Regions from separate parts of the Homo sapiens genome. Here all the other regions are linked to region 5. A link is a loop called in an ENCODE intact Hi-C map of the cell type or tissue named here. Cell type or tissue: PC-3. All regions are shown on one strand. Region 1 holds the start of FAR2 (fatty acyl-CoA reductase 2). Region 2 has its middle 120 kb from the start of FAR2. Region 3 overlaps FAR2 (fatty acyl-CoA reductase 2). Region 4 has its middle 61 kb from the start of FAR2. Region 5 holds the start of FAR2-AS1 (FAR2 antisense RNA 1). Region 6 has its middle 76 kb from the start of FAR2.

What was found. Hi-C counts contacts between places; a loop is a spot of excess contacts. Peaks named below come from ENCODE experiments on the same cell type or tissue, not always from the same donor. Only the 100,000 strongest peaks of a DNase experiment are listed, where the experiment ranks them.
Region 1: it touches region 5 in a loop (2.7-fold over the local background); 12 of 110 quality-filtered maps call a loop at or near these places.
Region 2: a loop joins it to region 5, with 3 times the contacts of the local background. A loop is called at or near these places in 2 of 110 quality-filtered maps.
Region 3: a loop joins it to region 5, with 2.5 times the contacts of the local background. A loop is called at or near these places in 4 of 110 quality-filtered maps.
Region 4: it touches region 5 in a loop (10-fold over the local background); 79 of 110 quality-filtered maps call a loop at or near these places.
Region 6: a loop joins it to region 5, with 7 times the contacts of the local background. A loop is called at or near these places in 80 of 110 quality-filtered maps.

What each region holds. Positions count from the first base shown.
Region 1 is chr12:29,146,385-29,151,384 of GRCh38, reverse strand. FAR2 (fatty acyl-CoA reductase 2) reads right to left here and starts at 2,107. Exons shown (of 12, transcript NM_001271783.2): 1 at 1,978-2,107. RefSeq lists silencers at 1,740-1,889, 2,200-2,259. In PC-3, a CTCF peak has its summit at 2,495; DNase peaks (open chromatin) are centred at 2,114 and 2,364; H3K4me3 peaks cover 1,933 bases; H3K27ac peaks cover 682 bases.
Region 2 is chr12:29,022,377-29,027,376 of GRCh38, reverse strand. No RefSeq gene overlaps it. Among named protein-coding and RNA genes, the nearest start is that of FAR2, 120 kb to the left of the region's middle. In PC-3, CTCF peaks have their summits at 2,846 and 3,046 (motif pointing left); a DNase peak (open chromatin) is centred at 3,116.
Region 3 is chr12:29,162,649-29,167,648 of GRCh38, reverse strand. All of the region lies in intron 1 of FAR2 (fatty acyl-CoA reductase 2), which reads right to left. Among named protein-coding and RNA genes, the nearest start is that of FAR2, 16 kb to the right of the region's middle. In PC-3, no CTCF peak of the experiment used is centred here; DNase peaks (open chromatin) are centred at 2,688 and 4,288; H3K27ac peaks cover 2,569 bases.
Region 4 is chr12:29,085,702-29,090,701 of GRCh38, reverse strand. No RefSeq gene overlaps it. Among named protein-coding and RNA genes, the nearest start is that of FAR2, 61 kb to the left of the region's middle. RefSeq lists an enhancer at 4,272-4,321. In PC-3, CTCF peaks have their summits at 1,684 and 1,900; a DNase peak (open chromatin) is centred at 1,971.
Region 5 is chr12:29,315,384-29,320,383 of GRCh38, reverse strand. FAR2 (fatty acyl-CoA reductase 2) reads right to left here. Exons shown (of 12, transcript NM_001271783.2): 9 at 3,372-3,543. It overlaps FAR2-AS1 (FAR2 antisense RNA 1), which reads left to right and starts at 2,536. Exons shown (of 7, transcript NR_103860.1): 1 at 2,536-2,676. In PC-3, a CTCF peak has its summit at 2,427 (motif pointing right); DNase peaks (open chromatin) are centred at 2,413 and 3,393; H3K27ac peaks cover 499 bases.
Region 6 is chr12:29,071,188-29,076,187 of GRCh38, reverse strand. No RefSeq gene overlaps it. Among named protein-coding and RNA genes, the nearest start is that of FAR2, 76 kb to the left of the region's middle. In PC-3, CTCF peaks have their summits at 710 (motif pointing right) and 2,364; DNase peaks (open chromatin) are centred at 2,347, 3,317 and 4,847; H3K27ac peaks cover 1,654 bases.

The DNA of each region.
Region 1 (5,000 bases), 170 kb after region 5:
GGTGGAATTTTGTGTTAATATGTATGCATTTGTCTTTCATATTCCATAGCTTTCATCAGATTCTCAAATTGGTCTGTTACCCTCTTCAAAGGTAATACATGTTCCAACAGAGCCTACAATGTCAGAATATATTGGTAGGGACAAGCATGCTGGTGGTCACTGTGCATGATCCTTCACAAGGCTATATTTGTGAATAAGTAAGTTTTCATGAGTGCATGGGAATTAATGCAAAATCAAGGAATTCTTAACACTGATGAGACGTTGCCAGAAACAAATGCACTCAAGAATGCTTCTTCCTCAGGAGATAGGAAAGCAGATGGTGAGATGGTCAAGATGATCATATGCTTTATAAACCCCAAAGTGATACCCTAATATAAGCCATTTTATTTATTTTCAACCTCTCCCTCTTCCTCTGTAACTGGATGTCACATTTTAGCTTCCTTTAAGGAAAGCATATTTTCATTTACTTTAATTTCTCTAATAGCTGTATGATTTACCAACTCATGGTGATTTACATCTCTTTTATAGATAATTATAGCCCAATGTTAGAAATAGGAGTAAGTGAGGAATTTGTTAATACAGCAGGGGCAGAAGCAGCCCTCAGAATTAGGAAAAGAGTACTGTAAAGACGTGGATCCTGAGAAATACTACCGATGAAATATTGACACACGCGTCGGCCTGGTAAAAACCTCATGCCCATCTCCTAGAAGTCTCACACACAAATATCCCTTCTGCGGAAATGCCTGCTCTTGCAGTTTAGGTGGCTGCCTTAAGTTTTTATTTAGTCCCTTGCCCCCCTTTCTAAATTTTGGACTAACTACACCTGTCAGTCAAATCTCCAGCTCTTATAAATGGGAATATACAGAGATGGGTAATTGAAACCACGGGGTAATTCTCAAATTTCCATTTGCCCAGTGTCAAATTTCTCTCAACCTAGCAAACAGAAAAGCACGATCTACCTGAATTCCCTGGTCACTTTTCTGACCCTACTCTGTCCTTGCTCATCACATAATGGGGGCACTTTACGTGATTCAACGAGTGGCCAAACTCTTGCAGATCCAGCGATAACCTTGGTTGCTCACACCACATAACTCAACCGTGGAAGAAATGGTGCCACCGCTGGCAGGTGAGACGCCTTCCTCTGGTTTGTAGGATACGATTGGGCATGAATTGTTTTAATAGACTGAGACTGCCCCGCGGGTAATTCTACTTGCTAGGAGTGTTGAGCAGCCTTCCTGCAAGCCATCTACTCCAGTTGGGAGTCTGCTGGCACCTGCTCCCCTGCACACCCCCAGGATGCCCAGGCCGCAGGAAGATGTCTAAAACTTCCTACAGGGGCAAAGCCCGCCCTGGCCTCACCAGTCGCCCCAGCGCGCGTCAGCCACGACCCCGGCGAGGCCCAGGTGGGAGGGTAGGGACGTGCGCAGCCTGGGGTGGGGCTGGGGGCTGGCGAGGACCTGCTCCGGGGACCAGGACTGGGCGCCCTGGCGGTCCCAGGCACCGGGAGGGGACCTAGGACCGCTGCCGTTTCACACGTGGCCCCGGCATTTTCGCGCTCTCTCCAGGAATAGCCCCAAGGGCCCAGGAGGCCTGGGTGGGACTCGGCCCCGCGCCTCTCTTCCCGGGTCCCCAGTCCCCAAGGCGCGGCCCCCCACATTAACCTTGCTGGGTCCTTCCCGGCTTTCTGCCCTTTGCAACCCCCGCGCGCCCCACCTTGGCGGGCTCCGCCGACGCCAACCGCGCGTAAACGGCCGGTGACGATTGGGGTGCAGCCGGGGGCAGCTTCAGGGGGCAGAGCCTCCGCAAATGCTTCTCTCCTCCCACCCGGCCTCACACCCACCCTCCTCGAGGTCCCGCCGGGAACCGCCCCGCCCTGCGAACCCAGCCGAGCCCTCCCTCCTGGGCCACCCCCAGTCCGGTCTCTGCTTTTGGAGCGCGTGGGCTCTGCGAGCGCCAGGGCTGGGGACCCTGGAATACCTGTTCCTCCAGCACGAGGATGGGGTCCAACTAGTGGTCCTCTAAATCCTGCTCCTTCCCCGAGGCTACGGGAAGCGCTCCAGCCACAAGGAAACGGCTCCAGTCTTTCGGCTCCCAAACGTGACACTCTATATATCCGGCTCGGAGACTGGGTGTGGGGCGGGAGGAAACCACCCTCCCTCCGACCTTCCCCGGCTCCGCCGCTGCCTCGGCACTGGGCGCGAAACCGGCGGCAGCCTCAGCCCGGGGCGGGAGGAGGGTGAGGGGCCAGCGAAGGCCCTACAGGTCGCGGGGGCGACAGCATCGTGGGCAGGGCGGCCGCGCGCGCAGGCCCGCCCCGCGCTTCCATTCGTTCAGCACCAGCGGATCCACTGGCTATGACTCCCGCATTTGTGTGGTTTGGGGGAGGGGAGTTGGTTTTGGTTTCGGTGGGTTTGGTTTGTTTGTTTGTTTGGGGCTTTTGTTTTGTTTTGTTTTGGGTTTTGGGGTTGGTTTTTTTCTCCATTTTTTAATCAGTGGGCGAGGGGACAAGGAAGCTAGAAAGGCGCCCCTCTCTGGTGTGGGAAAGGAGAACTCCCACACCGTGAAAGGTGGCGGGGTAGGGGGGTGGAGGGAGAGACCGAGACAGGAGAGAGATTCAAAGGTTCTAGTCTGAACTGAACGCTTGGGGGACATACCTTTCCCCACCCACCCTAGCAGAAAAGGCAGCCAAAAATCCCAGTTTACTCAGCTTGACTACACTGCACATCCCGTGGGAGGGATGCTCTTGTATCTGCTAAAGACATTGCGGAGGCGCCCTGCAGTGACCCACGAACGCAGTGGCTTTTTAAAACCCAAGGGCGTGAGGGTGGAGGGTGATGCGAGGACTTCAGGTGAGGCTTCCTCACACTCGGGGTTTGAAGGGCAGAAATCCGGCTCTGCCTGCCTATGGTGGGGTGGGGGTGGGTAGGAGACTAGAAAGGATCAGAGATGGGGGCCGCAGAAACAGCAGTGAGCCAGCTGTGCTCAGCAGCACTTCTCCGGACTTAAAAGAAAAAAAGATGTTTCATTTCTTAGCCTGGTAGCTTTTTTGGGATTTGGTCATTGTTAAATTTTAAACGGAAAAACAAGCTGCCAGGGAAGCCTTGTAGAGGGATGGACAGGCACGTGAGTGGAGCCCTTGGCCTCAACCAGGAAGTGCTGAAAAACGGCCAACGCCCATCCTAATTCCCTGGACAATGTAGGAGGTAAATTTCCAAATAAATATGGTGTGTTAAGAAAAATAGAAAAGAAATATTGTCCTATAAGCTGTTCTGATTCTCCTCATTATAACAATCCACATGCAATTAAAGAAATAAAATTTGACTTTTGAAAGTTAGAATTAAGGAGTGATTTCATGAAATTAAAATAATAACACCCATCTTGAATTCTCTACTACTGGGCTCTTTAATGAAATGTGTTAAGCTAAGTGTAGCCTAAAGGCACTGACTAATTTCCTCTGGTGACCGCCTGAATGCAAGAGACAGAAAAAAAGTTACAACCAAATTTATAGTATTTTTCGTTACCCCTCCCCTCCTCAAGAATAAATTTGAATGTATCTTCAAAATGTGTGTGACAGCACTTCAAATGATAATGTCAAATGCTGGTGAAAACGTATAGAAATCACTTAACAGATAGCAGATGGAAGGTAAATTGTAATCACGCTTTTGTTGGAAAGCAATTTAGCAACACATTCCCAAGGTGTTCAGTAACGAAATTTTTTCTTGTTCTGGACCTAGATTCCCATGTCTTACAATGTATTCAAAGGAGATAATCCATAAAAGAGAAATGCCGCATGTACATAGTTGCATATTTATTACCGAGTTGTTTATAAAGTAGGAAATTAAAAGCATACTTTCAGTGGGATGTTCATAGATAAAATACAACATTAATTATAGATTACAAAACCACAATTTGATTATCACCATTTAAAACGCTATTCATATATGTAGAATGTATTAGTTTGCTAAGGCTGTCATAAGGATGCACATAAACTGGGTGGATTAAACTATAGAAATGTATTATTTCATAATTCTGGAGGCTAGAAGACCAAGATCAAGATGTCTGCAGGGTTGGTTCCTTATGAGGGCTTTGAGAGAGAATTTTCCATGATGCTTACCTACTTCCAGTGGTTTCTTGTTGGCTTGTAGACACATGACCCCTGTCTCCTATAATCTTCATATGGCATTCTCCCTATGTTCATGTCTGTGTCAAAATTTATCCTTTATAAAGATACCAGTCATATATGATTTAGAGCTCACCTTAATGGCCTCATTTTAACTTTACTAATTAAATTTGCAACAACCCTATTTCCCAATAAGGTCACATTCTAGAGTACTGGGAGTTAGGACTTCAATATGTGAAACTGGCAGGGGCGGAGAAGAACGCAGTTCCACCCATAACAGATAATAACAAAAAGAGGCAATGTAGTGGGTTGAATAGTGGCCCCAAAAGATATGTCCTGAGGCAAATCCCCAGAATCTGTGAATGTGACCTTATTTGAAAAAAAGACTCTATATTTAACTAAGTTAAATATGTTGAGATGAGATCATCCTGGGTTATCCAGATGAGTCCTAAACCCAATGGCAAATATACTCACATGATAAAAACAGAGGGAGATTTGAGATACACACACACTGGAGAAGGTGATGTGAATATAAGGCGGAGACAAACTGGAGCCACGTGGAAGCCAGAGAAGCCAAGAAATGCCAACAGCCACTAGCAGCTGGAAGGGGCAAAGAAGGATTCTCCCCCGGAACCCCTACAGGGAGCATGGCCTCAATCTTAATTTCAGTTTGCTAACCTCCAAAATCATGAGAGAATAAATTTCTGTGTTTTAAGCCACCCAATTGATGTTAACTTTGAAAGGAGTTAGCCAGCTTGCTTTAGGCAGACAGTAAGGAAGGGTCCCCAGAGAACCTCCAACCCATGTTTTGTGCAGATAAGGGAACTTGCATAGAGGACTTACCTAAACATGCCTTCAGAGGACTAAGGACCCACATGCA
Region 2 (5,000 bases), 290 kb after region 5:
TCTCTTCACCATCTGATAATAGGACATAACTTGCTTAATTTTATCTCCAGGAAAATCTCACTTTGGCTTTGTTCTAGTATCCTAAGACAGTTCAAATTTTTTAAATGAGCAGAACTCTTTATTCAAATGAAATCTTACCAGGTATGGAAAATAGATAAAAGCTGAAGTTTCAGTTAAGGTAGACATGGCACATGGTCCACAGCTCAGCCCACATACCTTTCCGGTCCCCAAGTCTCCATCTCTCATAGCTCTAAAATATTTTGTGGAGCTGGGTTTGAAAACAAGTGTCATAATAGGATCTACAAAAATCCGAGGCAAATAAATATCTTAGATTAGTTTATTTGCACACTCACAGACACCTCCTCCACTCACATGTGTACACACGATATATATATATATATATGTATATATATATGTATATAAGTTATGCATAAAGAAAGACCTGGCTATTTAAAAATAGCACTATAGAAACCAAATAGAAAATATTATTTCTGATGCATTTGGAAATGTTAATGGAGAATAAATTTCAATGGTTTACGAGGTTTATGGTACATAGCATGGTCTGGTTTACACAAATTGACACTGGCTTCTTTTGACCAAGAGCTGGATTTTATTTATATTCTGGTTGGAACCTTTGACTCATATGATCAGACACCCACATTACCCCTTTAGTCTAAAAAAAATCCACTTGGATACACAAGAGTGAAGAAGGTAGCATGTTGCTGTCTCCTTTGTGGATTGTGGTTAGTGTAACACGATCGTGAACAAAAGGATCATGAAACCACACGGTGTGGGCATGGAATACTTCAAAGTAGCAGCTGCTTTCAAACCCAAAAGGTTTACACAGGCAAATTGAGCGTGTGGCTAGTTAGTGTCCTAAGATGACTTGAGTGGAGATTGAACCCAAGGGAAAGGTGAAGGGCACTAAAAGAAAGATGCCATCTTTGGCTGAACACCTACTGTATGCAAGAGACTTACCATGTATAGTCCCTTTTTATTCATAGTACAATCCTACTAGGTTAACTTCTGTTTACAAAAGAGGACACTATAGTTGGGAAAGGTTGATTTAGTTTATCTAAATATCATACTATCTCCTTGCTCTTCCCCAAACTTGCCAAGCATGCTCCCACCTCAAGGCCTTTGGTATTTGCTTTTATTTCTGCATAGGATTCCCTTCCAACAGATAGTCTCATATCTCAGTTTCTTATACCACACTGTTTCCGCTCAACTTTATCTTCTTAGTGGGGCTTTCTTTGATCACCTTTCATAAGATATCTCTCTTTGACACTTGCTATTCACTTCCTGTGCTTTATGTTTAATGGCATCTATTGCTACCTGGCATTATATAAACGCATATTCTTCAGTTTTTCATTTGTTTTTCACAGTGGAATATAAACTCTATTAGAATAGGGACCTTGTTCATATAGTTTACTGCTTTGGCACCAATACCTGGCAAAGCATGTGTCTGGAACATAGCAGATGATCAATAAATATTTGCTAATAAACAAAGGAATACATGTGTACCAAGAAATTAAATAAAAGGCAGAGGAGCAGGGCATTTTATTCCAATTTTAGTCTTTTAAGAACTGAACATTTTAATCTTTTGCTTATGCCCTGTGAGTCCCTTGACCTCCCTGGACTCAAATTGTCACTTGGAAGATTCTGTCTTACAGGTTGAGTAGCAAAGTGGATAGCTGTTGGAGATACTAATACACATATCTCTTCTTTCATGGTAAGTGTATCAGAATATTCTTTGGGAGAACTATCTCTTTCATATCTTAGCAAATTAAGTGGATTCTTCTCATCCCCAGCTCCATGGATGAGTCTTGACTGGCTAAAGTCAATTAGTGAAGACCATAATTTTGGCCAATGTAATTGAGTCAGGGGTGGTCACATGTCTGATACAAGCCAATGAGATCAAGGAGTCATTTTTTTCTGCCTTCTAGCAAACATGCATCCTCATACTTCAGAAAATGTTCTAATAGAGATGATCATTTTTTTCTTTTGGGGCACAAAAAAGTGATTGTGAAGATGTCAAGTAGGAAAATTCTGAGTTGTAGCTAGGGTTTATTTAACGAATACTGAATCTCTACTATGTGAGAGCTGTCAGGTACTATTTTAGACATTGAAGATATGATGGTTAACAGTAGAGATAAGGTCTTTGTTCTTATGGAGGTAATATTTTATGGGGAAGACAACAAAATAAGTAATCCAATGGATATGATAACTTCAGCTAGTGATACACGTTGTGAAGAAAATTAAAATACATTACCTAATGGGGAATAAATGAGGGGCTTTACATTGCGCTAACAGGTGGGGCCTTTCTGGGGAGAATTTCCAGCTCTCCATATACCTGCCCCTTTCATCAAAAGAATATAATGATTTGACTTTTTAAATAAATAAATTATATTACTTTGAGTGATTTTTGGTCATAAGCAAGTAACAGCTATTGTAAAATTGTAAAATAAAAATTATAATATATTATGGTCAATAACATTACCATATGACCATCCTGTATATTTTAAAATTTTTTATCAAATATGTCAGAAAATACCTTCTTTCATCTCATTGACCTCTACTGAGTGAATGCGATCATCTCTAAGCCAATCACCTTGTCCAGGATTATGGGCCTCACTAATTGGCTTAAGCCTACCCATGGACTTGAGACAACCCTATGACTGCAGTCAGGGAGGCTAAGAAATGTTACAAAGGAAGTGTCATGAGAACAGCCAGAAAAATGGGGGGATTGGAATAAAATAGACAATGAAATCTATAATCTCTTCTTTCTGCCCCATGCTACAAACACACTAAATATCTGGACAAGTATTAACACAACTCTAAGAAAAAAATGTGACATCCCAGGGTGTCAGAACTTAGGAGAAGCTCAAGGCACAGGAATAATCAGAAGCTGAGAGCACAGCAGTGTAAAAGAGAACAAGTCCCAAACACAAAATATAGGGCAGAAGATACAGTCTTTACTCCGTGAAAGAAGGAATGCTGAAATTAAGCTCCTGTATAAATCTGGATTTAATTATGAAAAAAGGTCTAGAAAAACTCCACCTACAGGCCAGACAATAGAAAACAACAATAAAAATGCTTGTCATTCACCTGGGAATGTGCATAGGAGAAAGGTCACCCCAGTCTTCAACAATCCAGGCTGACAAATTGTCATTAAAACTGGTCAGAAGAAGTTAAACCCTTGGAGATCTAATCATTCAGAAGGGGACACTTTCATAGCCTCAGGCACATAAAACTTTCATAAGAGGAGAAGAAACATTGAAGATAAATTGACAATTCAAATTTAAATAACCCACAAGGAAATAAACCACAGAGGAAACATCATTAAAGTCAGCTACTACTTAAAAATGACAGTTACAAAAACAACCTGGATTTTCTAGGGGACAGGGCCTGGCTTCTTATGGTCAGGAGCTGAGGTGGGAATATTTGGAAGCAGTGCCAGTGTGGAATGAAGTCAAAGCCCCAGAGGCTTGGAACAATGGCTGGAGCAGCTAAGAGTGAGGATTGCTAAACCAGAGTGGCAGGAACTCTGTTGAGGCCAACAGGCTGTGGGAATTTCCCTAAAGCCAGCCAGGTTCCTATAACATTAAGGTTGAGGGGATATTGATTTTCAAAATGGCAAAGAGAAGGGAAGCTGAGTCTGAGACACCTGCTCTAAGCCAAAATAAGTGAAGCATCTGAGATTGTGCCTGGAGAGGGGAACACATGGCTGACAGCATGTGGAGAGTTGCTCAGAATTGACTCCGAAAGCCGAAAATAAGCATGACTTCAGAAACCAGATGGCCAAAAAGTGAGAAGTCAAGCAATTGTAGTGCATGATTGTCAAAAGAAACAATATATAAAACATTTAAACACCAAAAGACTGACAATATAAAATTTGGCAGATATAAGACTATGTATAAAAATACTTTTAAAAATAAAGTATGCAATTACAAATGGTGAATATACCAAAAATATCAAGCATAAACACTTTTTAATTTTATTTTTTCCAGCTTTATTGAGATATAGTTAACAAATACTGTGTATATTTAACTTTATGTGTGTATATATAGAGAGAGAGAAAGAGAGAGAGACATACACACACACACACACACACACACACACATTGTGAAATAACCACCAGAATTAAGCTAGTTAACATAGCCATCGCTTCTTGTAGTTACCATTTTCTTTCTTATTTTATTGTGGTGAGAATACTAAAGATCTACTCTTTTTTATTTTTTATTTTTTTTAAAGGCAGAGTCTCACTCTGTCACCTGGGCTGGAGTGCAGTGGCGCAATCTCGGTTCACTGCAACCTCCGCCTCCTGGGTTCAAGCGATTCTCCTGCCTCAGCCTCTCGAGTAGCTGGGATTACAGGTACCCACCACTATGCCCAGCTAATTTTTTGGATTTTCAGCAGAAACGGGATTTCACCATGTTGGCCAGGCTGGTCTCGAGCTCCTGACCTCATGATTTGCCCACCTTGGCCTTCCAAAGTGCTGGGATTACAGGTGTGAGCCACCGCGCCCAACCCTAAAGCTCTACTCTCTTAGCAGTTTTCAAGTATACAATACAATATTGTTAACTATAGCACATTGCTGTACATTAGATTTCCAGAACTTATCCATCTTGCATAACTGAAATTCTATAGTCTTTGACCAATATCTCCCCATTTTCCCCTTCCTCCAACCCCTGGAAACCACCATTCTACTCTCTGATTCTATAAGGTTGACTATTTTAAATGCCACAGAGACTTTTCAAAAACAGATAGAAACTCTAAAAGCTATTGTGGATATGTTTCAGGTGAAATTATAATAAGTTACAGAAAGAACAACAGAATACACTCCATGTGGTTAAGCCCATTAGAGAAATATACTCTTCTCGTGGAGAGAAGGTGGTGAGCAGGTTGGGGAAAGCTTCGGATTGCCTGTGACTCTGTCTTTAGTAAATCACCTCCAGATGAAGTAGGAAGCAAAATGCATATCTATCTATCTAACTATC
Region 3 (5,000 bases), 150 kb after region 5:
TGACATTCAACCACAAGAGGAAAAGTGATATAGGATAATGACGTAACAATTGAAGAATAGAAGGATGTAAAAATAAGGGTGTGTGTGGAATGCTCATTTATTTGTTAGTGAAATGAAATGTTTGAGCATCTACATGCTCTGAGAGACTGAAAAGGAGAGAACGAAAATAAGTGGAAGTAAGCCTCTGGAGAAGTTCAGAGGGAATAAAATTTGTAGAAAAACGTAGGTCAGACTTGAATAGGGGAATGTCATGTCATCCTCTAAAAAGAAGGAAAAGAGGGAGGTTGGAGCAGAACCAGAGACAGATCTTTGGTTATTTTTCTTTTCTCTGTGGAGTGTGAGGCAAGATCATATAATGTTAATTTAAAAGTTGCAAGTAAAGGAAAAAGCTCCTGGAAAGGGGTAAATATTTATAACAACTCCTTCAGATAGAATAGAAAACACACCAGAAACCAGCAAAGAAGCTGAAAGCAGCAGAGTATCCAATGGGGATAGCGATGGATTTGTACCATCTCCATTTCATACACATACTTACCTGGTTTTTCTCCAGCAACGCCTGACTGCTGGTGGTTGGAGCAGGAAAAATCGATTATTGGCAAGATCCAAATTGGGAGTAACAAATAAAAAGGGTAGGAATAGAAGCAGTTGGCAAGGGTACTCTTAAAGTAATTGACCTAGGCTACACAGAGAAGGAAGCAAGATCCAGAGGAAGCTCATTGACTATGAGAAAGTGCATATGTTTATCTGTATCAGGGGCAGGGATCGTGGGGAGTTTAAAGAATGAAAGTCCTGCTGAACTGGAACCATAGCTATAGGGGGAGAAAGAAACTAAGAGAGCTGGAAGTAAAGAAGGTCACTGTCCAAGAGTGAACTGTCAGATTTAGAGATTTCAGATATAGCTGTCTGGAGCAATGTCAAAGCCTGAGGACTTGCCTTGGAAGTAGGTTTCTAAAAATCGGGTGCTTTAGTGCTTAAAATGAAAACTGATGAAAGTGTGAGGTCAAAGCATCAGAGTGCTGAATGTTCATCCACATGGACTTCAATGTTAAGAATACTCTCAGAAGTAGGAAAGGAGAGGACATATGTGAGCCACATATTTGATAAATATCAGGGAATAATCTGGAGGTGACGGGCAACAGCAACAAGGACTGACAGAAGCTATGGAAATTGCCAAAGAGGAGAGGCTTTCCTTTTGGTCAGAAAGCAGAGATCTGCATTATCAACATGGAAAGATAAGACAACACTTGGTCCACCTCACAAGGTTACTCAGGGACTCACATAAAATAATGGACATAATAAGTCCTCCAAGGAGTGTTAAATGTAATTTAAATGAAAATTACTATTATCATGTATAAAATTATGTATAGATATAGATATTAAAGTCTGTACACACACACACAAAAGACCTTATCAGTCTTAGATACTGTCAATACCATTTACTATTAATATATCAGCAACTCTTATAATTTACATCTTAGACTTTATATTAACAATTCTCAAAGCATTTCATGCACATATTTCAGTATCTTCTCACAAAAACCTTGGGAGATAAATAGTGTAGATGTTGTTATTCACAGATGAGGAAACTGAGGATCAGAGACAAGTAGTGATTTGGCTAAGGCCGCTGTTAGTGACAGAGCCAAGACTGAAATTTTGATGAAAGAAATTTACAACTTCTAACTGCTATAGGACAGGAGAAAGCTTTTTACCAGGTGTTTATTTGCTTCCTGTTTTTCCTATACAACAACATCTAGGACATTTGGACACCTGATAACTCTGTTCTATATTTTTTTTCTTAATTACCATGTATTAGAATATTAGAACTCTGTGAACTTAAATGTATTGAATTTGCAAGGAAACTCTAACCTCAACAGCTAATTTCCTCTTCAAGGCTCCAAATGTTTACCTATTTGGTACAACTGCTTTCCAAACTGTCCTTGATAACAAAGACACTCTGTTCTTGAAAAATTTGATCATCGAAAAAGAAGAAAATCATTTTTCATTGATTTTCAGGCAAATATGATGCTACTTTTAATAGAAATGTGTCTACTACATTCAAACAAAATGGGAATATTTCAACACCCAAAGCATTCTTTAGGTTAGTTCTCAAAGGAGATTTTTGAGTTGGAACTCTCTCCTAACCAAAATTATGCTTTCAATAATAACTATATTTTTATGTTAATTGCTTGCTTAATGATTACATTTTAAACTTTGTGGGCCTAATTTTCCTCGTCTGTGATCCCTGGGATTGATGCGACAAACTTTTTGTAAAGTGTCTTGCACTTGTGAAACATTCAGTAATTAGTAAGGGTGATTTTAATCAGCCATAATTTGTAATTCTGAATTTCATCCTTAGAGTATTTCCTTCTTTTGTGTAAAATGTATCACTAGGGTGACACCAACAAGAGAAAATAAACTATTGCAAACTTGAATGGTTGCAAACTTGAAACCACAGCCTAACGTAGGAGAGGTTTACATACTAATTACTTAAAATGTGAAGCAGATAGGGAATCATCTCCTTAAGCAAGATACAAATACCTGAAAACAAAGAGAAAATATTCAGCAACTTCAGCTACATTAATAGTAAGAACTTCTGTGCTTCAAAAACACACAAAAAAGGAAGTGAAAAGACAATTCACAAACTGGAACATATATTATAAACCAACAGTATGAGTCATCGTTAATCTGTTTATGACACCAGGCAACAGCAAGTAAATAGTTCTGTAAGGAACTCCACTCATACTGCTTTTACTGCTAGGGTGTCCAGCTTGCTACTGTGTCCCTGTGATTTAAAAGACACAGGAAAGATACATCTTTAGTTTAGTTTTGTTTTTCCTGCTTCTTTAACATCTCTCTGCATCTTGGTTCATGCACAATTGGAGACTCATCACACGAACAGTCTAAGACTCGTCAAAGTCATGCAACTAGAACAGGGTTCTTCAGTAGCCTCTGTGTCTGTCCTACTCCTCAGTTCATGGCTCAGAGCTGGAGCTCCCTTCACTCTCCCCTCCGTTCTTCCCTCTTCTTAGCCTTAGATATGCCCTTCTCCTTTTCCCGTCTCTGCAGGGCCAGCCGGGGTGTCCAGAATACCAAGGGCCTTCAGATGTTGGATGACCAGTATGTCACCAATATCACACCCTGTGAGGGAGATGGAAACTAGGCCTGCTGGTACCAAGAGTTGGGCTAGGGAGGGAGTGAGGGTGGAGGACAAAAGAACAGGGAGAGGAAGCTAGCTCATCCGAGAACTTTGATGCTAAATTTCCTTTTGGAGCAGAAGCCAATTCCTGTCTAGATGCAGGCATGAGAAACAAGCAAAATGGCAGCAGCCGCGTCGGCAAAAGTAAACCCAGCTGTATTCCTAGGGACTAACTGCCTCATCAAGGCCTCGTGCCTGCATAAGTGAAGAATGGGAAAGAGACCTAAATAGGTGTACTATGCAATTCCTGATTGTTCTTCCTAAATGAAGCTTGGTGCAATCGATTTTGAAAAAGCTAAATGGCCTTAATAATAAGGGAAACACTTCCATAGTACTGTATTACGTGTTGAGCTCTGTCCTAAGCAGGTAACACACACGAACTCATTTACTTCTCAGTACAGCCCCTTAGAGGGTATCTATTATTAGGTCAAACCATATGAAATTGCCAACACTCAACCATTTTGACCTACAAAGGGCAATTGTGCATGGTTCAATCTGCATTTCACCTGCATTTTACAGATGAAGAAAGCCAAATGCAGAACATTCAAGTAACTTGCTAGTAAGTGACAAACCCTGATCTAGGCAATAGGGCTCCTGTTTCTGTGGCCGTGATTAACTGTGGAAATATCTGCCTCTCTACCACACTGAAATAAAATGATGGAAATGGTTTCTTCCAACCTAAAAATTCTATCCACGAATCTGTCTCCCAGTCTCCACACACCTATCTCTTCTTGACTTGCCTGTTTCTTTTGAAATGATATCACTGCTCACTCAGTCACTCAGCTGGAAATCTAAGAATGGATTTTGATTTCTTTATTTCTCTACCACCAGAATTCAAATCATATTTATTAAGTCTATCTCAGCAGAAGCTGCAGAATCATAGGACATGAGAGTGGAAAGGAACTTTAAAGATAATCTAGTCGTTTATCTGATGTAGACATAGAGCACAATCAGGACAATAGTCTGAACTCCTGGGTTCTGGTCACTGCTCTTCTCTGTCTACTACAGTTGTCACAATGGACAAATGCTGTGGATAATACCTCTTTGCTTCTCCAGAACTTCGGGACCAACTGTAATGCTGTAACTCTCACATATGACAATAGCTTGACTCACTAAACACATACTCAGTGTCAATCACTCTTCTAACGGAAGAATGAATTAGCAGATCAACTCTATGGTGGTTACTATTATAAACCCCATTTAACAAATAGAAAACTAAGGCACAGAGAAATAAAGTGATTTGTCCACGGTCACACATCTTGTAGACTAGCTCTAGAGGCTATGTCCTCCATTCATCCTTCATCCTGTCCTATCCTTCAGTGGGCAAACCTCAGACTTTGAGAAGGGGTTCCCAGGTCTCCCCTCACTCTGGGCTGAGTTGAATGTCCTATCTGCCAAACTCTCACAGCCTCTATTCATTATCACATTTATGTAAGTGACTACTTAGTTGTCTATTTTCTCCACTGGATTGCAAATGCCTTCAGGGCAATGACTGTGTTTTACTCTTCTTAATATTCACAGAATTTAATACAATACTTGGTACAATAATCATTGAATAAATACTCGTTGAATGAATGCGTCAAAGAATGAATGGCCACCTAGCTAATCTTTCTGCCTTCAATCTCTCCTTATTCCATGTCTTCCACCTTGATGAGAGTTGGGGGAACTAATGAGACAGTAAATGTGTGAGTATAATGAAGACAAGTGGGCCTTGTCTTCATTTGCCTTCCTTAATAATAAAAGATAAGCCTTTTGGTTATTTCTCCCCAAATGTTTGGTCAAGACCTTTCCACACTATTAATTT
Region 4 (5,000 bases), 230 kb after region 5:
ACCTCAGGGGATCTGGCCACCTCAGCCTCCCAAAGTGCTGGGATTACAGGCATGAGCCACCATGCCTGGCCCAGATTCTTTCTTTTCTTTTGTTTTAAACTGTGGCTTTTCAAGTTTCCTCACATTATTTATTCAAGAAACTGTTCTTTCCCCCATAGTGTATTTTTGGTGTCTTTGTCAAAAATTAGTTGACTGTCTATGCTTGGGTTTATTTATGGGTTTTCTATTCTGTTTTATTGGTCTATGTGTCTGTTTTTAATCCAAGTACCACACTTTTTTTGATTATTATAGCTTTATAATATGGTTTAAAATCAAGAAGTGTGATGTTTACAGCTTTGTTCTTCTTGCTCAAGATTGCTTTTGCTATTTGGGGTCTTTCATGGTTCAATACAAATTTTAGAATTTTTTTCCAATACTATAAAAAAAGTCATTGGAATTTTGATAAGGACTGCATTGAATCTATAGATTACTTTGGGTAGTAGGAGCATTTTAACAATATTGATTCTTTCAATATATGAATATAGTACATCTTTTTATTTATTTGTGTTTTCTTCAATTTCTTTGATCAATGTTTTGTAGTTTTCAGTGTAGAAATCCTTCACCTCTTTGGTTAAGTTTGCTCCTAAGTAATCCAGTCTTTTTGATGCTATTGTAAATGGGATTGCTTTCTTGATTTCATGGTTGGACAGTTGGGTGTTAGTATATAAAAGTACAACTGCTTTTTATATGTTGATTTTTGTGTCCTCCAACTTTACTTAATTTGCCTACTAGTTCTAAGAGTTTTCTGATGGAGTCCTTAAGATTTTTTTTTACGTAAGACTAAGTTATTTGCAAATAGAGAACATTTAACTGCTTCCTTTCTGATGTGGATATTTTTATTACTTTCTCTTGCCTAATTGCTCTTGCTAGGGCTTCCACACTATGTAAAGTAGGAATGGTGACTATGGACAACCTTGTTTTGTTCTTAAACTTAAAGGAAAAACTTTTAGCTTTTCACCATCAAATATAATGTTAGCTGTGGGCTTGTCATATATGGCTGTTATTATATTGAGGTACATTTGCTCTTTACATAATTTGTTGAGATCTTTCTTCTAATCCAGGAACAAATCCCACTTGATCATGGTGTATGATCTTTTTAATATGCTGTTGAATCTGGTTTGCTAGTGTTTTGTTGAGGATTTTTGCATTTATGTTAATCAGGGATACTAGCTTGAAAAGTAATTTTCTTTTCTTGTAGTGTTCTTGTCTGGCTTGGTATCAGGGAAATGCTGGCTTTGTAAAATGAGTTACAGAGTGTTCTCTCATCTTCAGTTTTTGGAAGAGTTTAACAAGGGTTGGTACCAATTCTTTTTTATGTACTTGGTAGAATTCACCAGTGAAGCCATCTGTTCCTGGACTTTTCTTTGTTAAGGAATTTTTTATTAATAATTCAATCTCTTTACTCATTATTGGTATATTCAGGTTTTCTATTTTTTCCTGATAATTTTTTGTAGGTTGAATGCTTTTAGGAATTTATTTCTTTTCTTCTAGATTATTCAATTGGTTGCTATATAATTGTTCATGGTAGACTCTTATCATCTTTTGTATTTCTGTAGTATCAGTTGCAATGTCTCCTTCATTTCTGATTTTGAGTCTTCCTTTTTTTGTCTAGCTAAAGGTTTCTCAATTTTATCTTTTTAAAAAAAAAAAGTCTTAGTTTTACCAATTTTTCCCAGTGGTTTTCTAATTTCTATTACATTTATCTCTGCTCTGATCTTTTTTATTTTCTCACTTTTGTTAAATTTGGGCCCAATTTGTTTTTCATCTAGTTCCTTGAAGTGTAAAGTTAGAAATTTTACTAAGTTTTACCAGTGAGTTTTACACTTTCATATATTTTTGTGTTGCTAATTAGTATTTTTTTCTTTCTGCTTAAGCACTCCCTCTAGTGTTTTTTATAAGGAAAGTCTAGTGGTGATGAACTCCCTCCCCTTTTGTTGGTTTGGGAGTCATTATTATCTCTCCCATTTCTGAAGGACAGCTTTGCCAAGGAAAGTATTCTTGGTTGGTAGTTTTTTTCTTTCAGCACTTTGAATATATCATCTTGCTCCCTCTTGGTCTTCAAGGTTTCTGATAGCCTTATTGAGGTTCCCTTGTGTGTAATACGCTTCATTTCTTTTCAAAGCTGTTTTCAAACTCTATTTGTCTTTGATTTTGCTTGATTATAATGATTCTTAAGGAAATCTTTGTGTTGAATCGATTTGAAATCTTTGAGTTTCATATACCTGGACATTCATAGATCTCCTCAGATTTGAAAATTATTCTGCCTGCATTTATTTAAACAAGCATTGTGCTTTTCTCTATTCTTCTGAAACTCTAATAATGGAAATATTAGGTCTCTTCATGGTGTCCCATAAATCATATAGGACTTTTTTCTAATTTTTTTATTCCTCTTTCTCCTCTGACTGGATAATTTTAAATAACGCATCTGTGAATTTGTTTATTCTTTCTTCCGTTCAGTTAAGTCTGCTGTTAAACTTCTTAATTGCATGTTTTAGTTGTCATTGTATTCTTCAGCTCAAAAATTTGTTTTTTTTTTAAAATATCTTCTATCTTGTTGAACTTTCAATTTTGTTTTTGCATTTTTCCTGATTTCATTAAATTATCTGCTTTATCATGTAGCTCACTCAGGCTTTTTAGAATAATTATTTTAAATTCTTTGATAGGCAGTTTGTGGATCTCCATTTCTTTGGGCTCAGTTAGTTGAAGTTTACTGTGTACTTTTGTTGTGCCATGTTTACCTGATTCTTTGTGATCCTTATAGCCTTGAGTAGGTGTCTGCACATTTGAAGAAGCAGTCAACTTTTTCAGATTTTATGGACTGGCTTCCCTAAGAAAAGTCTTTCATTTGAAGGAGTGGGGTGGGGCATGCTGGAGTCTGTTCTGGCACTGGATCTAGTAGTGTGCTGTGCCAAGTGTGGAGCTTGTGGTGGCTCCAGGTTTGGAGGGGATGTTTTGTGTCTCATCAGCTCAGACAGCTAGGATTCATGACATTAGCAACTGTGTGATCCTAGGCAGCAATAGCTGTAGGAGTTTCATGGTGGCAGCTAGGATTGTTGGGGACCTCAGTAGCTTCTCCAGGTTCAGCAATAAGGGATGGGAGCAGGCAGCAGGAATGGGGGCTTGGGCTGGCAGTATGCATGTGCTTGGCTTTAGAAGTTGGGTGCAGACTTGTGCATAGTGACAGAAGCTAGCTGTGGACACACATGTGTCACATGTGTGTCAGGGCTAGGGGAGGGGCTGGGGCCAACTGTGGACACATTCATTACTGGGAGTTGACAGTGTATGTCATACAGTTATAGGAGTTAGAGTTGGTGGTGTCTATGTGTGTGGCTGCAGGGCTAATTGCAGATTTGCTCACAGCAGTGAAGGCTGGTGACAGGTGTCAGGCTGCAGGGGTCCACCATGGGTGCAAGCACAGTGGTGAGTGCAGGCAATGGGGGGCAGGATCAGCTGTAAGTGCACATGCAGTGGCAACCAGTGAGACTGGCAGTAAGCAAGTATGTGGCTACATGGGCCAGCTATGGGCACATGCGTGGATGTGTGAGGCCTGGCAAGGGGGGTTGAGGCTGGCTGCACACGTGCACACGGCTGCACATGTGGCAATGGGAACTGGGGCCTGTGGTAGGGGCCCAGGCTACTTGTGGGCACGTACACTGCAGCTGTGCTATGTATCCAGGCCAGGGATTCCCCAGTAGTAGTGGCTGGGGGTGGCTCCAGGGAGAAGGGAGGAGAGGAATAGCAGCTCAGGCAGCTAGATAATGCAAAGGTGATAAACTTCAAGGCCCTTGGTGTTGAAAGCTAAAGGGGTCCCCTGTGGCTTTTCTGGCTGTTGCTTTCCTAGGCAGCAAAAGCTGCTGGAGTCCTCTGCAGAACAGACCACCGGGGTTTGTGATGGTGAACAGTGCAGCGTTCTCAGGAGTGAAATCTGTGGGGCATGCATGGTGGCCACCAGGGCTCTGGACGTCCTCAGTGGAAAAGGCTGCTGGTGTCCTGTGCAGAAAAAGTCCCTGGGACCCTGGCGGTTCCTGCAGCTTAACTGATAATGGTAACTCCCACCTTTTTGTGTCCCTAGTCATCACCGGATGTCTCAACAATGTTGGTCTCACCAGCAATCTGGGTGAGGTGAAACTGAGGTGGGTCACTTAGGCAGGGTCCTGAAAGGCTGGGGTAGCTGGTTGTTCACCTCACTGTGCTTTTTCCTGTGAGGGGAACTCCAGAGCTGGGGAGTTTCCATGTTGAGCAGTTCTGACCTAGTGAATGGGATGCTGTAGGCAAAATAAAACCATTTTTTTGTGCAGTTATTCTCAAGGTTTTGTGTGTTTTTTTTTTCTTTTTTTGCTTTACTGTGTTTCTATAGCTTTTTAAGTAGGCTCCTGGCTTTTCTATAGTGAATTTTATTCATGGATAGCTGTCCAATTGTTGTTCTTTATGGGGGAGAGGAGGGGTCGAGACAAAGACGGGGACCTCCCCTTCTGCTATCATGCTGACTTCTAGAACTTTTTCATCAACCCAAACCAAAACTTTGTATCCATTAAACAATTTCCTATTACCCCCTCCTCCCAACCACTAGTAACCACTATTCTACTTTCTGTCCCGATAAATGTGCTTATTTTAGCTATTTCATATGAGTAGAATCATATAATATTTGTCATTTTGTCTCTGGTTTATTTCATTTAGCATAATGTTTTAAAGTTTATCTATGTCATAGCATGTATCAATTTTTTTTAAATAGATTTTTAAAAAAGAAGTTTCAGACCTTTATTTGAAACCAGGATTTATCCTTTCAATTGCGAATTACGGGACATCTTTTTTGTGTTTAAAGGTATTTTATAAATTGCCAATTGCTTCTATTCACTTCACTTTCCCTTCAGGCCAAGCAAAGTAATCTCTGTACTTTCCATTCAGTTTCAGAAAATTCAGTGTCAGAAAACTGAATGGAAAGTATAGATACTTCCCATATT
Region 5 (5,000 bases):
TTAGTCATTCTCCAACTCTGATGCAATTGATATGATTTCAATACATTTATTTTAATTGTTAAAAATAACGGTTGGACATGATATCATTGGATGTACAGAACTATATCAACCTAATGATATGTTTTAGAAAATATACTTGTATTACTCCCAGATAGAGAAGGTCTTTATTGTTTGTCTGAGACAGGGTCTCGCTTTATTGCCCAGGCTGTAGTGCAGTGGCTCAATCATGACTCACTGCAGCCTTGACCTCCTGGGTTCAAGCAATCTTCTGCCTCAGACTCCTGAGTAGCTGGGACTACAGGCACATGCCACCATGCCTGGACAACGTTTTTAAATTTTATTTTTGTAGTGATGGGGTCTCACTATGTTGCCTAGTCTGGTCTTGAAGTCCTGGGCTTAAGTGATACTCCTTCCTCAGCCTCCAAAATTGCTGGGGTTACAGGTGTGAGCCACCACACCCAGCCAAGAAGGTCTTCTTAATACCCAAAATGCAAAAGCTGAAGGAAAACAATGATTGATTCATTTTACCACATAAAAATTTTAAACATCTTTAGTATTAATAGGGATTATTATATTCTAAGCACTCATATTAAACTATATAAAATAGGTTACGATTACTGTGCCCATTTTACAGAATAGGAAGTTAGGATTTAGAGAGATGAAGTAATTTAGGGCTCTAATGGCTAAATTGGTGAAGCCAGGATTTAAATCCTATAAGCCTGACTCCAAACTCCATGTTCCTAAGCCCTGCATTATATGTATCTTCACTCATATTACAAAAAGCTTTATAGTCAAAGCTAAAAAGAAACAGACCTGGAGAAAATATATGAAATATGTATTCACACACACATGTTCCCATACATTAATAAGGACAACCCAATAGGAAAATAGGGAGCAGAAGCAGGCAGCACACAGAGGGGAAAACTTAAATGTCCAATAAATGAATGAAAGTCCAGCCCCTCCAGCAATCATGAATGCAAATCAAAAAAACAAAAAGATGTCATTCCTTATGAGTTTGACAATTCAGAAGTTGATTTTTACAAAGTATTCTTACCCCCATTAAGAGGGTAAGACATACTGTTTTGTACCCCTTGGCCGGGCGCGGTGGCTCATGCCTGTAATCCCAGCACTTTGGGAGGCCGAGGCGGGTGACTTGCTTGAGGTCAGGAGTTCGAGACCAGCCTGGTCAAGATCGTGAAACCCCATCTCTGCTAAAAATACAAAAATTAGCCAGGCACAGTGGCGGGCGCCTGTAATCCCAGCTACTCGAGAGGCTGAGGCAGGAGAATCGCTTGAACCCAGGAGGCAGAGGTTGCAGTGCGCTGAGATCTCGCCACTGCACTCTAGCCTAGGTGACAAAGCAAGACTCCATCTCAAAAAAAAAAGAAAAAAGAAAAAGAAAAAAAAAAGACTTTTGTACCCTTCATACACTGTTGTGGTAGTGCCAATTGACAGTCTCTTCCTTAGGGAGGGTCACCTGGCACTAGTCACAAACTCCACATACTCTTCAATCCAGCAGTCTCCCTCCTCAGCATCCTCTCCTGACACAGGCACATTCTACAAAGAGGCATGCACACTGATATTCATTGCCCTATTTGCAGTAGAAAAAAAAGACAACACCGGGCAGAATGACTTAGATTTTCATGGAAAATTAGTGGAAAAAGTTGTAAAATATGTACAATTGATTTATATACACACATACCCCCCTACTGCAAAGCAAACTATGTACGTCCATATATGGATGTAAAAGCATAGGAGAGTATACACAAGCACACCTGGAGCAGGAAAGGGTCTAGAAGGATTTCAGCTTTTTCTGCCATAAAGATTATTGCTAAAATACATACCACACAACAAACCAACCCATTTCCCACAAATATTACTGTTTGACTTCTCACAAGATACATATAGATTTTTATTGTGTCTCTTCCTTCTGTGTTTCTCTTTTTTCCTAACTGAACTTTGTTCTTTATGCAGGCCCTCTTCCAATCCTGATATATTTTAAAACCTTTAGCATTTCTGCCTACAATATTTGGGTTTTCTTCTTTTCCTGTCTTTATTTAATAAGCCCCATACAAATATTTTCCCCATAATCACAATGTTTCCTTTTCACCTTGCTCAAGAACTGAGTTATGAGCTCCAAATGAGGTCTTTAAAAATTTAGATAAACTCTACATTGGCTAAGTTTTAGTCATTTGCACTGCTAATAAAGATGACAAACACGCTGAAGAAGACTTCCTCCCTTATAAAGGGGCTAGCACAGAAGGCAATACTGTTCATACTTCTGATTCTTGATCACGAGAATTGCCTTAGGCAATTATAACAATGACTCCTCTGACACATAATATTATTCAAGCGAGACAGATAAAGGCGTATGTCCTGTGTCACACAGCTAGGTGGTGACAGCTGCCTTAGCATCAGCACACTGTGTTCCCTCTAATTTCTTCACTCATCTCTAGGTGGCAGTAAATCTGGTTCCGAATACTGACTTTGAGACTCGGCTTTCTCCACATCCTTCCTGTCACTTCCTTTGAGACTAATTCAGATTCTTTCCTTAGCTTCTATTTCCCCATTTGTAAAATTGGGATGATGAGGACATCTTCCTTGGGTAGCTGTGACAATGAAAATGGGATCATCATGCATCAGCCTTAGCCCCACGAGTGCCACAGTAAACTCTCAGTAAGTGAGGTTGTCATCATTATTGTATATTTAAGATTATCTACCTATTCAGAAAACCCTAGTGACAGAGTCTCAATTGCTTTTCTTTTCGCATGAATGATTACTTGCTGAATTCATCAACCTCTTTAACATTTACCTTCCTTTATTGTGCTGGAACATTTTTAATGTCTTTTGTGGCTTCTCACTATGACTGCTTTGTTCAAAACTTATACAGGTCGAGTATCCTTTATGTGAAATACTTGGGCCAGAAGTGTTTTGGGTTTTGATTGTTTTCAGATTTTGGAATATTTGCATATATGTAATGAGCTATCTTGGGGATGGGACCCATGTCTAAACACAAAATTCATTTCTGTTTCATACACACTTAGCCATATACACAGAGCCTGAAGGTAATCTTACATAATATTTTAAATAATTTTATGTATGAAACAGTTTTGAATGTCTTTTGACTGTGACCCATCACATGAGGTAAGGTATGTGGAATTTTCCACTTGTGGCATCATGTCAGCACTCAAAACGTTTTGGATTTTGGAGAATTTCAGATTTTGGATTTTCAGATTAGGTGTGTTCAATCTGTATATATGGGTAAGATTCAGTTGTCTCCTTTAATCCTCGGCTGAAGGAAGCACTAAAGATTTTGGGGCCTTAATCTCCCATGCAGTGACACTCTCAAAGCCATTGACTCAGCTTCTCACCTGGGCTTCCTTCCAGTGAGCCGCAGATAGCAGTCATAGATAATGGCAGGGGCCCGGTGGCTGACCGCATTCCAGTACTGTGATGTGAAGCTGTTGCTGGTAAAATTAGCATTTGGCCTCCTGAAAGGTCTCTCAAATGGGATTTTTTCAAAGGTTGCCAAGACTTGGACTCCTGGGGAAAAAAGAAAGTAAGTGCTAGAGGAGAAAAGGAGAATATAAGTCCATCATAGTGGAAAGCATTTGTAATGGGTCAAAACAATAAAGACGAAGGATTTGCTGTGTAGAGTCAAGAATCAATTTCTGAGAACAATATAAAGATTTTTGTGCTGGGCAAATGGTTATCTGCAAACTGAAACAGTGTGAATGGGTTAATAATTGGATTCTTTAGTTGAAGCATTTACTGTAAAACAAACTATTGGGGAAACACTTGTCAATACAAGGAGGTACTGTTCAGAAAAACATGAATCTGCCTTTAATTCTAAGGTCATCCAGTCTATTCTGAAAGCCCCAAGACAGAGGCGAGAGACCTTATTTCCCTGGCTGGACCATTACTTTCAGAACCATTTAGAAAGTTTCTTAACATTTTATTTGAATCTTTATTAAAGGTTTAAGTAAAAGATTGTAAAGATTCTCAAGGCAAGATTTCTTTGTGTTAGTCTACTTCAAATACTTCTCTGGGAATATGTTAGACTCAATTGTCCACTCTGGTATCCAGAGTTTTATTCATAATAGTATTTTTCTTTTTATATTATTACTTAGATTAAGCTTAAGAACTTTTTATGTACATTTGTGAATTCAGTAGTTGTTTCCAAAAGATATTCATTTGAATTCAATTTTATTTAATGTATGTAGGTTTTTTTTCAAAGCATATGCCTAAGCTCATTATTCAATTATGATGATATCACTTATTATGGTAATATGATTATTGCCCTCCTTAAAAAAATACCAGCTAAAATCTGTCTGAAAATATAAATCCTATACAAAGAAGAGTCTCAAGAATCACCTGGTTCATAGGCATTTATTGAAACATTTGTGGCATTATTAAAACATTTGGTTCTGATAGCGTAAGAGATTCTGATCTCAACACTGACATTCTGATGTATATATCCATATACCTGTTCAACATTTCCATCTGGATGTGTAATAGACATTCACATTTAACAGCTCTAAAATTGGCCTCCTGATACTCCCACTACCAACCACCCCCTTCCCAATGCATACACAAACTTGCTTCTTCACTAATCTTCTACCTCTAACCAAATGGTAATTCAGTTTTTTTAGTAGTTCAGCCAAAAACTTTGGGGTCATCCTTGATTCTTCTCTTTAACAACCCACACACAATTCAACAAAATCTATCAGCCTTCTGTTTGAAAAATACCCAGAATCATAATTTCCACCTTCTGTGTCTCTGATCCAAACCACTACTGTAGCCTGGAGTGTTGCAGTACTGTCCTAAATGGTCTCTGCCACTACCCTTGTACTCCTACAGTCTGACCTCCATGTGGCAGCCGGAGTGATTCTTGTAAAATGTAACTCAGAATATATTACAGATACTTCTCCATTCAGAGCCCTTCAGTGGAATCTCATCTCATTTGGAGGCAAAGCCATGGTCTGGAAGGCTTTGCACAC
Region 6 (5,000 bases), 240 kb after region 5:
GTATGTTTTTTTATCTGCCTTTTGCATATATGTTTTGTTTTCCTTTTTTTCGGCACAGCTTTTATGTATTAGTCCCATGCTGGTTTCTTTCTTTTTCTTTCTTTCTTTCCCTCTTTCTTTCTTTCTTTCTTTCTTTCTTTCTTTCTTTCTTTCTTTCTTTCTTTCTTTCTTTCTTTTCTTTCTTTCTTTCTTTCCTTCTTTTTTTTTTGAGACGGAGTCTCATTCTATCACCTAGGCTGGAGTGCAGTGGCACAATCTCGGCTCACTGCAACCTCTGCCTCCCAGGTTCAAGTGATTCTCCTGCCTCAGCTACCCATGTAGCTGGGATTACAGGCACGCGCTGCCACACTCAGCTAATTTTTTTGTATTGTTAGTGGAGACGGGGCTTCACCATGTTAGCCAGGCTGGTCTTGAACTCTTGATCTCAAGTGAGCCGCCTGCCTTGGGCTCCCAAAGTGCTGGGATTACAGGCATGAGCCACAGTGCCTGGCTGGTTTTTTTTTTTTATAGTTATTACTCATCCTCAAATGGATGCCAGAAACATGCTAATACATACATACACATGTACATACATACATACATACATACATATTGTAGTTAGGAATGGTTGAGGATGACAGCAAAGTATTTAAATCATCAGCTCTGTGTTGCAGTTTGACTATAACCGTTTCCCCTCCCTCTTTCACCCCACTTCACCTCCAGAGGTCTCCCTTAGCTAGAACACCACATTGTGAATCTCTTCTTTCTCTCTCTCTCTCTCTCTCTCTCTCACACACACACACACACACACACACACTCCTCACCTACTCTTCCCCTACTTCTCACAGCATGATTTGACTTTCTACTGCATTTTTCCTGCATTCCGAGTCATTATCCTGGGTCTCCCTAAGGACACCCCCCTCTCACCATTCTCAAAGCCTCTTTATACCCAAAGAGCTCAACACTCTAATCAAAGGAATTTTTAGGCTACTGGTGACATAAACTTCTTGGGAAACTAGTTGTCTTGGTCTAGCTCTTAGGAGTCTCTCTTCTCTCATCTTCGTCTAGACTTCCCAGTGCTTGGCAGATATGCCTCCTAGTTTGTGGCTTGTGGTTGTGTCCTGTTCCAGGTCTCACTGAAGATAGATTATTTTTCCTCTACTTTTTTTGTTTGCTTTTGGTGGAGTTTGAGGGAGTGGAGAAGAGTAAAACATCTTCTACTTCCCTTTCTTTAACCAAAAATCTTCAGAATTCTTTCAGTCAATTTGAGATGTTCACTTGGATGTCCCCCAGACACATCAAAACTAACATGTTAAAAAATGTAAACATATTCCTTTCTGCCTTGTACCACAAGCCTTTTCCTTCTTCAGTTTTTCTTATCTCAGTCAGAAGAACCACCATGCCCCTGTTGCCTTGATCCGGGAATGCTGGAGATTTTCCGGACTTCTTTCTCTTTCATACTTACAACACCTAATGGTTGTCACGTCTTGTATATTTTATCTCTTCTATACCTTTCAAGCTCATCCCTCTCTCTCAGTGCCCACTGCCATTTCTGTTTTTTTTGTTTGTTTGTTTTGTTTTGCTTTGTTTTTTGTTGAGACAGAGTTTCGCTCTTGTCACCCAGGCTGGAGTGCAATGGCCTGATCTCGGCTCACCACAACCTCCACCTCCCGGGTTCAAGCGATTCTCCTGCCTCAGCCTCCCGAGTAGCTGGGATTACAGGCATGCGCCACCACAGCCGGCTAATTTTGTATTTTTAGTAGAGATGGGGTTTCACCATGTTGGTCGGGCTGGTCTTGAACTCCCGACCTCAGGTGATCCGCCCTCCTTGGCCTCCCAAAGTGCTGGGATTACAGGCATGAGCCACCATGCCCGGCCTGCCCACTGCCTTTTCTAAGATGCCACCTCTTTGTATTAGGTTGGTGCCATTACTTTTAATGGCAGAAACCGCGATTACTTTTGCACCAACATAATAATTATCGCAATTACTGCTCTCCTCCAGGACTGGCTGGCCTTGATGTTGTTTGACCATTTTTCTGCTGTGTTAGAATGCTAAAGAATAGATAGGAGAGAAATGGGAGAGGTATACAGTATAAATTGTCTCTTCCAAATCTGTTCTTGAGCAACTTTCAGAAAAATCACAAATGTGTCTCTGATAGTGGGTTCTTTATAACATGATAAAGTCTACACTTTTGTTCTTAAGAAGAATGATATACTTAACTACGTTCTTAAAAACAACAAAAGGTTCTCATTTTTCTGGTATGTTAGCAGTGATGGCAGGAGGGTGGAGTCCTGGGGACCAATTCAGCAGTACAGCCAAGGGAAAAAATAAAGCTTCAGTCAGTCTTTCAGCAGGCCAGGGAAAATTATTGCTAGAGGACACCTAGTGGCGCTTTGTAGTAATTCACTTACACTAACAAATTGTACATTTGAATATTAAGAGCACTCACTATACCAGGAACTTGTCAACAAATATAACACAACCATGATAAAACAGCAAAGTACAAACCAAGCCTGGTGTTAAATCTAGTTGTATTGGTTGGTATGGGCTAACTGCTGTAACAAACAACCTCCAAACTTAAGGTGCTTAACTTAATAGAGTTTATTTTGTGTCCTCACACAGTACGGATGCTCAGCTGGTGACCTTCCATACAATAACACAGAAAAAACACTTGATCGCATGGAAAACAATGTACCTTATACTTGTATAGGAATATTTAACATCATAAATACATCACTTCTCAAAACAGAACAAATAAAACAAAATACAACATTGTATGTAGAAATGGGCATGGAAAATTGGCAAGACTCATTGAACTACATTTAAGAGCTATGTAATTCACTATACATAAATTTTACCTCAATTTAAAAATGAATTTTTTTTTCCAAAAGAACATCCAGTAGAAAGCTGACAAAAAATAGCAATAAAGGTTAAGGGTAGGGGACACACCATATGTTAAAACTCATGAAATCCCAATAATTAAAAGAGAGTGGTACTATAATTTTAAAAAATTACTAAAAAGGAGAGAGATTGGTATGGGCATGAGAGTAGGCAGGTTAACGAGCTAGAACAGAAAACCCAGATATGCCCAAGTGCATACAGAAATGTAATAAAAAATAAAGTAGTCATCAGAAATCCAGTCACCTATTCAATGAATGTATTTGGGATAACTGTAAATATCTGTATTCTGCTTGGAGAAAGGAAGAAAAGAAGGAAAGAGAAACAAAAGTTATTCATGCTTGAGAAAAATCCCCTCAAGCATTGTATTAGTCAGGGTTCTTCAGAGAACAGAACCAATAGGATGTGTGTGCATATATGTAAGGAATTTATTATGAGGAGCAGCTCATGAAATTATGGAGGCTAAGTCCCAAGGTCTGCAGGGTGACTCAGGAAGCTGGAGACCTAGGAGAGCTAATGATACAATTTCAGTGTTAAGGCTGGCAGGCTAGACACCCAGGAAGAGCTGATTTTTCAGTTCAACTCTGAAAGCAGGAAAAAGCTTACATCCCAGTTTAAGGCAGTCAGGCAGAAAGAATGCTCTCTTATTGGGGGCGGGTCAGCCTTTTCTTCTATGCAGGCCTTCAGTTGATGGGATAAGGTCTTCCCTCATTAGGGAGTATACTCTGCTATACTCAGTCTACCGATTAATCTCATGCAAACACCTTCACAGATACACCCAGAATAGTGTTTAACTAAATATCCAGGCATCCTATGGCCCACTGAAGTTGACACATAAAATTAACCATCACAGTCATCATAAAAGATTTACATTCTCTGACATTTTATTCTCTTTCCTGAAATCTTGCTGTCACAAAGGATCATAATATTTGACCTGAAAAGGATGATAGAAGAGATATTTATTGCAGAATTTTGCAGCTATATTTTTAACATACACATGGAATTTCTCCTCTACTTCTTGCTGAATACAGGTAAGCCTCAAATCTATGACATAATATTTTTTAAATGAAAAAACATAGAGAAACTCTTGCTCTTTTCATCTGACAGAAAGGCATCAAATCATGTCACCTCTGGTTGCCCACTAAATTAAAAAGACCACTTGCCATTGATTGTTGCATTTTAGGATCCTATCTATTCCTGTGTTAGCACACTCCTGACCAAAAGGACACACACTGTTCCTCATTCTCTTTTTTCTATAATGGGTTTGCATTTGATCTATGCTTTGGGTGATTAATGGTGGTTAGTTAACTTTGATATTTAGCTTGATATTGATATTATGTATTGATATTATATCAATATCTGATATTGAGCTTACTCTGATATTTCAGTGAGTGCAACAGAAATCACTCCAAGGTAGGTGAAAGTATGGAATCATAAATATATTCTTGAGCTTAATATGACATTCATGTTTGAATCCTGCATGGTCCAAAATTGTCCAAATGATCTCACAATTGGAAAGGCTCTTCAAGAGGTAGAATTTGAACAGAAGGCTTTCTGAGTATGTCAACCAGTGTCACTTTTAAACCTAAGGGCACCTTTCTGCAGAGCATTGTAGTCCTGGGGAAAGGAAGAACTTAACTGCTAACAGGGATCACCTCGGCATGGTTTAGCTAATTGATATCAATGGCTCACATGATTCACTGATTTTACATCTGCTTTTTTCCTTTGAAGCAATTCAAAACCATATTATTTGGTGTCTTAATTGAATCAAGCTAAAAGAAAGTCTTTCTGATTTTTACAGAAAAAAATCAATAACCAAAGATAACTGCTGAGTTAAGGCAGCATTCCATCCTCCATGTCTCATAATGAGAATACATTAGCAAATAAAATGATCAAGAATGAGCCTTTTAAATGACAAATGGCTTTGTAATACTAAGTCTTAATTACCATGACTAAGACACATGCCCATTACACCAGAAACATTCTTTGTTCTTCCAGTTTTCTCACAGTGCAAATTGTGTGTATTTATATGTGAACTGGAGAAATTAATCACTGCCTTTCTTCACTGGCAACTGTTTTCTCTCCCTATCCAGCAACCATCATTGGAAGATTGGAGATAAAA